Linked DNA regions of Homo sapiens: region 1 is linked to region 2. Evidence: read pairs that join two places in POLR2A ChIA-PET (ENCODE). Cell type or tissue: PC-9. All regions are shown on one strand. Each heading gives the region's core, and the rest is flanking DNA. Links, peaks and the distances in the headings are about the cores only.

What was found. Peaks named below come from ENCODE experiments on the same cell type or tissue, not always from the same donor. Only the 100,000 strongest peaks of a DNase experiment are listed, where the experiment ranks them.
Region 1: POLR2A ChIA-PET joins it to region 2 with 9 read pairs; 16 of 35 experiments call an interaction of 5 or more read pairs at or near these places.

The regions. Positions count from the first base shown.
Region 1 is chr2:200,739,215-200,743,605 of GRCh38, reverse strand. It overlaps the pseudogene AOX3P-AOX2P and the pseudogene AOX2P. Among named protein-coding and RNA genes, the nearest start is that of LINC01792, 6.2 kb to the right of the region's middle. In PC-9, for the core only: no CTCF peak of the experiment used is centred there; a DNase peak (open chromatin) is centred at 1,865; H3K27ac peaks cover 1,971 bases.
Region 2 is chr2:200,816,876-200,821,266 of GRCh38, reverse strand. BZW1 (basic leucine zipper and W2 domains 1) reads right to left here. Exons shown (of 12, transcript NM_001207067.2): 6 at 4,026-4,161; 7 at 3,184-3,293; 8 at 2,874-3,044; 9 at 2,366-2,512; 10 at 1,147-1,285; 11 at 1-84. Among named protein-coding and RNA genes, the nearest start is that of BZW1-AS1, 6.9 kb to the right of the region's middle. In PC-9, for the core only: no CTCF peak of the experiment used is centred there; no DNase peak of the experiment used is centred there.

The sequences.
Region 1 (4,391 bases), core at 271-4,270, 78 kb after region 2:
GCCCCTTTGTGCATTTCCATCTGTGCCGCCACGAAGGGTGCACATGTTTGAGTGGGCTTGTTTTTCCGTCTGCTGCCTTTTCATGGATTTAAATGGGAACACATTTCAAAGTTTCCATTCCAAAGGAAAAACTAATGAAGATCACACATGGCTGAAAGCATAACTTATGACTCCCTCCATAACCAGGCTGCCCCCCGGCTTTTGATGCTATTAATTAATCACACAGACACAATCTAACAAGACACCTGGCACAGTCAGAGCTGTGCTGGTTGGAATGTAGGCATGGTTGTAGGAGGCAGGGGTGCCCCAAAGGAGCCCCCCACTGTTGATCTCTGCCTGGTCCCTCCCTGCTGCTGGGCCGGTGAGCTGATCTATTGCCTTGGCTGGAGCCGGGGCTGTGCTCCAGGTGGAGATGGCTGTGGCTGAGTTGGGAAAGCGGAGACCTTCAGCCAATGGTAACGACCAATGCCCCTGTAGAAGAATATTACTGCTACTGTAGCAGAAGGCCCCGGATGGGGAGTGGGCCATCCTCATCCTGGTGCCCCAGAGTCTTGGCTGCTCCTCTCTGGGACTTTGGGGGCTGAGCTAGGGGGTGTGTGTGTGTGTGTGTGTGTGTGTGTGTGTGTGTGTGTGTTGCATTGCCTCTCTCTGGGAAGACTATCCTCTTAGATTCAGGTACAGCTTTGGCAGAGGCACAGGGAGCAGGCAGTGAGGACAGAAGGTCAACTCCATAGCCGGCTGGGTGGCTACATCAGCCGCAGAGATTCTGAGTTAGCGAACAACTAGAGGCCCTCCTGCGCCCATGAACTATTGGCTAGAGTGGGGTGTGGGACAGCTGAGCCCTAGCCCCCATCTCCCTGTGGGTCAGTTAGAGACACTCCATTTGACAGCCCGAGAGCTTGAACTCATGGCCATGAGGGGTGTGGTGGTGTGACCACAGGCCCTCAGCATGCTCCACCCTGCAGCTAGAACAACAGCCCCACATCCACACCCGGAGCTGCCTGCTCTTGGCTGTCGGAGGGCCTTGGTGCTGGCCCAATCTGCAGTTGGACAGGAAACAGGTTTGCAGGGCAGAGTTATTTTCTTTCCATCTGTTTTTAGATTTCTAAAGATGACTGGACTCAGTTATGAAAAAGGAAAATCCACCCTCAAAAGCAACCAGCGGAATTCTGACCTTTTGAGAGTGCGGGATATGCACAGATTCCAAAATTTCCTCTGGCTTAAGGTCTGCACTTGCCAACCCAGCAAGAAAATGTTCATTTAGAGGAATCCGCCGCGTACCTTCTGTGGAAGAGAATTATATTTCTGCACAGTCACAACAAGGAGAGCAAGATTATTCTGTTCTTTTAAATGTCAGCAGTAGAGAAGGAAAGGCCAGCTTCCTCTACACAGAGCAAGGCTGAGGTCTGAGTCCACGGCAAAGTCACAGGGTCCCATCATGGGGTCCCAGGTGGTGGCACCGTAATGACATTACTATTTTCTCATCAGCATATATGCTATGTGAACTGGGGTCTCTTCTGCCTTGAAGGCTCACTGGGCCTGTGGTTAACTACATAGAACCTGTTCAGTGCTTATGATCACTTGTTAAGTCAACAACTTTAAGCCAACACACGGTTTGTTTGCACTTTTAACTATTCAGTTCAGTTCAAGCCACTGACTTTGCCTTGTGTTCTTCCTGCTGTTGTCAGCTCTTGAGACAGACACTTACACCTTTAAAACAAAGTGAAAAATTCTGAAACCTCCTTCTAGCCCAGTTGCCCCCTCTTGGGGACCACAACTGTGCCCTCTGGCCCACAGGAGTGCAGTGAGGAGATCAAACTATGGCCTGGGGACTGTGACATGCGTTTGATCCCTGGCACAGTGAGCGCTGTGCTGGTTGGAATGTAGGTATGCTTGTGAGGAAGCAGGGTGCCCCAAAGGAGGCTCCCACGGTTGATCTCTGCCTGGCCCCTCCCTGTTGCTGGGCCAGCGAGCTGATCTACTGCCTTTGCTGGAGCCAGGGCTGTGCTCTGGGTGGAGATGGCTCTAGCTGAGCTGGGAAAGCAGACCTTCAGCCAATGGTAATGACCAACGCCCCAGCACAGCCTGGCATGTAGTTGCATCCAGTCAAGGTGGTATTAGTATCTGGGGGGCAGTTGGGGGCAGTGTGAGTGTGCAGGGTGCTTGGGGAGATGAAAGGGAGGTTTAGCGGGCAGCCACCGCAAGGGAACGTTCCTCTCAGCTAGCAATTAAAATCAATCACTGCCTACCCCTTCCCAGGGGCCCACCACAGCCTGTGTGGATGTCCACTGTGTGTCCACACCAGCCTTGTAGCTTCTTACACAGCAACTGGGGGGTAGGGAGGCAACTTTGAGGGCACTGTGTGGGGGCCTCGGACTGTGTGTTGGCGGAGGGAGCCCATGATGAGAATGGGGGAGCAGGAGCAGTCCCTTGGCCCACAGGGAGAGTGCGCACTGCAACCTCACCCTCAGCTTAGCCTCTGCACATCACCTCTGGTGTTTACTGGTCAAGCAAGACACGTGGGCGAACATGTGAGCTAACTGAGTGTGTGGTCCCAGGTTGTGTGCGTGTGTGGTGTCAGAAGGAAACACCAGCTGCCTTTTGGATCAGTGCACCTTCCCTCATGAGCTGGGCTCCCCATGGTGAATTGAGAACTAGAGACTTGGGCTCTGACTTAAAGCAATTCCTTAAAAGAATAAGTAGAAAAGACAAAAGATCTCTAGGTGCTGTTCAGAGTGTTTGGAGGCAGCTTACCTGCTGAAATCAGATTGAGGGTAGCATTGCCCACAGCAAGAATTGGATTCAGGTCCGAATAGCAATGCCGGCTTCTCACATGCCCCCCTAAGGACTAAGGAGAGAGAGTTACAGCGCAGTCATTCCATCTCTCAGCTTCTCTACCCCGAAGGCACCTGCTGATGGTCCTCTTAGTGGCCATGAAAGGGTCAAGAGGAATCTAAGTCAGTTCAGTCTTTCTCTCTTTTGCAGAGGGTGTGGGTTCAGCTTGTCAGGGAGGGCCCCTCCCACTGGCTTCTTTGGATGGGAAGAGGACTCGAGGGTGCCTAGCACTTACCTAACACCAGTGTGTTCCACGCGCTGTCTAACCCCTGACACAACAACCCAGTGAGGTGGGTGTCGTTATCCCTATTTTACAGATGAAGACACTGAAGTACAGAGCAATTATGAAACTTGACCAATGTCCCCAGCTAGGAAGGGGCAGGCCTGGGATTCAGATTCAAGCAGGGAGGCTCAGCGGGAGTGAGCCACCCCACTCAGCCCTGGCAACAGTGAAGATGGCCATGGTGTTGGCTGCAGAGGTGCCATCTTGCCTTGGTGCAAAGGGTCTCAGCCTCATCTCCTGTGGGCTTCTGAAATGGCCAGACTTCACATGGGCTGTGTCAGTGTTCTGAGGCATCCACACAGTTGGACAGAGAATTGCCTTTTCACTCTTTTTTGGGAGCCCTCACTCAGATCTGATGGAGCCTGTAGCATTTCAGAACTTGGGAGGGAAATGACTGGCCATTGAACTCAAGATTCTCCTCCCAGCATAGGGAAGGAATCTACGGTGACCTCCTGGTTGCTGCGGTCTGGACTGGAACACAGGTGAGGACAGGGAATCCCCATTCCTTTATGAGCAGTTCCATTTTACATTTTTTTTTGTTTCCCCTGAGCTGAAATCTGGCTCCCTGGATCCTCATCTGTCAGTTACTCTTCTACTCTCTGCTCATATGTAATAACACATCAGACCTCAGGAGTCTAGACATAGTCCAAGGCAGCTCTCATGTTCCCTTTGCCTGTCCTCCCACCCCTAGTCCTCTTTTTGGGGTGGTTTCCAACCCCTCATTCTCCTGCCACCTTCTCCTCACCAGTGTACCTCGTCAGAGTTCCTGACTGGAGAGAGAACATTTTGAAATCACTTGAGAGCTGTTTTAAAGGAAACATGCCCTCCCTGGTTTTCCATATCCCAAAGATTTCTGCTATACAATTGAGGGTATGCAGGGGAAGGAGCATATGTGTTTCAAAAACCTAACTGTTTCTCTTTTCCTTTCTTTTGAGATCAAAATCAACCAGATCTTCAAGTATGCCTCCCAGATCTGACCATCTTTCTCCAGCTGTGTTTTGAACAGCCCAGAGTAGAGAAGGCTACCCTCCTTGTTTTAGATACTCTATTTTGTTAATGCAGCCTAAGACTAAACTAAGTTCTTGGACAAGCTTATCATGAAACTAGCAAAACCATAGCATCCTTTTCTCACCTGTGATGCTGCTTAGCCACTCTTTTGAGCTTGACTTATCGCTCTTCCTCTTCTTCTTTTTTTTTTTTTTTTTTTTTTTTTGAGATAAAGTCTTGCTCTGTTGCCCAGACTGGAGTGCAGTGCCATGATCTCTGCTCACTG
Region 2 (4,391 bases), core at 126-4,125:
TTTGCTCAAGGAAAACACTCTTCCCCTTTGCAACATGTGCATCTTTATACCACTTCAAAATGGGCTCCTCGCTCAGGACTTCAGCTGGAAAGAAAACTCATTGCATTAAGGGAGTTTTAATATACTCTACTCAGCGTTAGAACCACCACCTAATGTGCAAATGCCTGCTTAGCAAACAAACTGCTGAAAAGCTAAAAACATCCATGAGAAATGGAAGATAATAATACATGTGCGCATACCAACTACACTCAACGGGATCAAGACTGGTCTGATTAGTGCAGAATTTCAAAGTGTTATGACCAACTGCAATGGATTTTCTCCCAACAGAGGTCTTGTCTTTACTAGCCACTTTAGACCAGGTTTCTAAAATTGGGATCAGGAGAAAAGGGAACAATATAACTGAAATTGGGGTTGCTATAGAAGCACTCTGAACTGGTCTTGAAGGACTACGGAAAGTCAACACTGGGTGGGGGAGTAAGATGAACAGAAGCAGGATTCACACAGGCTGAAGACTCCAGAGCTATGACTACATAGCTAAGACTACAGACTGTCTGGAAAAGGGACTTGGGGATTTTTTTTTTTTGAAACAGGGTCTCACTTGTTGCCTAGGCTGCTGGAGTGCAGTGGCACAATCATGGTTCACTGCAGCCTTGACCTCCTAGGCTCAAGTGATCCTCCTACCTCAGCCTTCTGAGTTGCTGGGACTACAGGCTTGCGCCACCATTCCCTGCCTAATTTTTTATTTTTTTTGTAGAGATGAGGTCTCCTTATGCAGTCCAGGCCGGTCTTGAACTCTTGGGCTCAAGCGATCCTCCAGCCTCAGGCTCCCAAAGTGTTGGGGTCACAAGTATGAGCCACCACACCTAGCTGAACTTTGGGAATGTATACCTGGTTAAGAGTATAGGAGGCAAGTTTGAGGACGCATAATGATGGCTTTAGATTTCATACTTCAACTTGTGAATAGGGTTTAGATGTTTTAAACAAGTATCAGTGCACTAAAAAGCACCCAATTTAATCAGAGGTGACTCATAACTAGAAGTAAAATATTTCAGGGAGCTGATGTCCAGATAACTCATCATTTGGATAATTTTGTGTTTATAAGGGTTTTTATTAAGTGTTATTTACAAAATTCAAAATCTAAATTACCTTTATAAAAAAGCACCACTATTTTCTGGAAGGCTTTCATGAAATGAATGTTGTCATAGCAATACTCCTGAATCTTCAGTAACAGAGTCAGCTCAGACTGACCTTGAGTAGTAAAGGCAGCAAGTAGAGGGCTGTATTGCTTTTAAAGGAACAGAGAAAAGATTTAGTCATTCATTACAAATAACCATCCATTACAAAACTCCTACAATACAGACAATATAGAACTTAACTCATCTTTTATAATCACTGCAAACTATAACTTATTTACCAGAAATTTAAAAAATAGGCTGGGCACAGTGGCTCACGTCTGTAATCCCAGCACTTTGGGAGGCCGAGGCGGGTGGATCACTTGAGGTCAGGAGTTCGAGACCAGCCTGGCCAATATGGTAAAAGCTCGTCTCTACTAAAAATACAAAAATTAGCCAGGCACTACTTGGGAGGCCGAGGAGGCAGAACTGCTTGAACCCAGGAGATGGAGGCTGCAGTGAGCTGAGATCACATCACTGCACTCCAGCCTGGGTGACAGAGTGAGACTGTCTCAAGAGAAAAAAAAAAAAGCAGAAAATCTAAGTAGCTAAGTAAAATAAACAATACTATACCAAGTAGTCCAAGTAAATGTCAAACAATATTAGTATTTTAGAGGGGGGGAAAAATTCCTATTTTCCAATACCCCCTTCAAAAGCAAACATCTAATTACAAGCTGAAGTTCCTTTTCATCATGTTCTTTTTTTTGAGGCAGGATCTCACCCTGTCACCCAGGCTTTGTCTGACAAAGCCATCATAAGCTCACTGCAGTCTTGATCTCCAGGGCTCAAGAGATCCTCTGCCTCAGCCTCCTGAGTAGTTGGGACTACAGGCATGCGCCACCACGACTGGCTATTTTTTGTGATTTTTAGTAGAGATGAGGTCTCACTATGTTGCCCAGGCACGTCTTAAACTGAGCTCAAGCAATCCTCCTGCCCTTGCCTCCCAAAGTGCTGGGTTTACAGGCGTGAGCCATTGTGCCTGGCCAGGCCATATTCTTGTTTTTAACCTGTGAACCACAGCCCAATTCAGAGCATTATCATCAATAGCTAATGTTACTATTTGTTTATTTACTGGTGGGCCATCCCTAGGAACCACAGGATGTGATAAATCCTCTTAGAAAAATATAGTCACAGTTCACTTATCACCACGTGAAAGCAGAATAGTTTGTTTTGTCAAGGCATAGTTCTAATACCTTCAAGTGCTTGATGGCTTGCTCTGCTACAAGCTCCTCTTTTTTGTTCCATTCCACAGTGCTCATTACACTTGACCAGACTATTCCGATGACAACTGGCTCTGGGATGTTGTTTTTTTTCATCTCCTCCTTGACATATAAAATTATCTGCAAATGAATCCAAATTTAGTAACAGAAGTCAGTTTTGATTATGTACATACTTCACACATCAAGTTTAGACCTTTAACAAAAACTAACAACTCCTTTTCCATGCAACTGGCAACCACATGTGTACCACATATAAAAAGAGACCTTTACAACTGAAAGGTGCCCTGAGCTCCAGTCTCTTGTATTTCTGGGCCTCAGTCAGGCACTGAAGAAGCATATGCAAAAGAATGAGGCAAAGTTCCAGTATAACATCCTGTTACTATTAACTCAATCTCATCCTGGTGAAGTAAGTTCCTCAAATTAGTGAAAATCTCTATGCCAGAAGCTTAGCCATAAAAAGACGGTTTAAACAAAAACTTACATCCTTAAATGGATCACCACGGGACATCTGTTCTTGAAGTTCTTTCTGGAGCTCCTTACGAGCTCCGATGGTTTGCTGATTCCGAACATATTCTGAAAGCTCTTTCAAGCCTGCCTCAGTAAAATATTTTGTGAAGTGTTCAACACTTTGCTTATTGGCAGGAAAGAGTTCCTAAAAGAAGAATTTATCTGGTTAAACTTTCTTTAAATCAGATTAAGAAAAACACTTTCTTTTCACAGTCTTAAAAATGAGAAATTTCTCTCATTTACATCCTTGGCAAGAATGGGAAGAATGAAAAAAAGTTACCAACCATCAGTCTGTTATCCATGCTGACTTTCCGAAGACTTGCAGCTACTGCATTGATATCTTTTTCATTTATCCATGATTTAAAGAGCTTCACAGCAAAAGCTGCTGAAACTCCTGTAAAAGAAAATAGCTTAATTAACAGAAGTACCTTCCCTGGTTTCAATCACTGTGTCCCCCTATATCCTTCCCTTCATAGTTCAATCACATGGGATTACTGACTTTCCTCACAAACTTAACCCTGAACTTTCCTGGGCCACAGTTTATCACTTCTCCAATCTCCCTAGTCTACCACTTGCAAATTGTATATTCTTGGCCAAGTTACTTAAAGTGTTTTCCAAAGTATAAATTGAGGGCAACAGTCTCTACACTTGACAAGACTGTTGTGAGAATTACAGTAAGGTAACTTAAATACTCACTACTGCAAGCAGTTTTTTAAAAAAAAAAAAGCTTCAAAAAAATTACTGTAGAGAATAATCCGACAATTGGAGCCAAACAGGGAACTGATTTTCCCTTCCAGCTTGACATTTTCCCCAAACGTCATCTTCTCCAAGTCTCCCAATTGGTATTAATCTCTTCTGGGGTTCCCACAGCATTTCTCATTTTATTTTTATTACATATAACAACATTTTGTCTAAATCTGGGTATCTGTTGTATGCCTAAAGAAAGCCATTAAACCTGGATGCCAAAGGTATTCATTAAATGTCTAGTGAATTAGACTGAACTTATTAAATTTAAGGCTGGTTAATAAACGAAGACTTTCACAGAAGTCACATCTATGAACAGTAAACCATGCTCTTATCCACCCCACTCTGAGTCAACTGAAGACCATCCTTTAAGGCTGATTACCTTCTTTAACCAAATTTTCATTATAAAGGCTATTAAGAATGGATGCATTAAGTGTTCCATTAGCCAGAAGAACACCAGTCAACATAGCTAGCTTGTTCCTCTCCGACTCTGAAAAACCCTTCAAGAACAGCAGCAGCTGTAAAAAGTAAAACAATTAAGGGTTAAAACAGCAACTGCATTACAATAAGAGAAGCAGTAAAGCATGTTATACTGGCTACCTGTTCAATACGTGGGCTCTGGGATCTAACCATCCAAGTTTACATCTAAGTTACAATACTCATTAGCTGAATGATCTCGGGCAAGTTACTTAACCTCTGCACCTCACATGTAAAATGTGGATAATAAAACTTGCCTCACAGGGTTTTT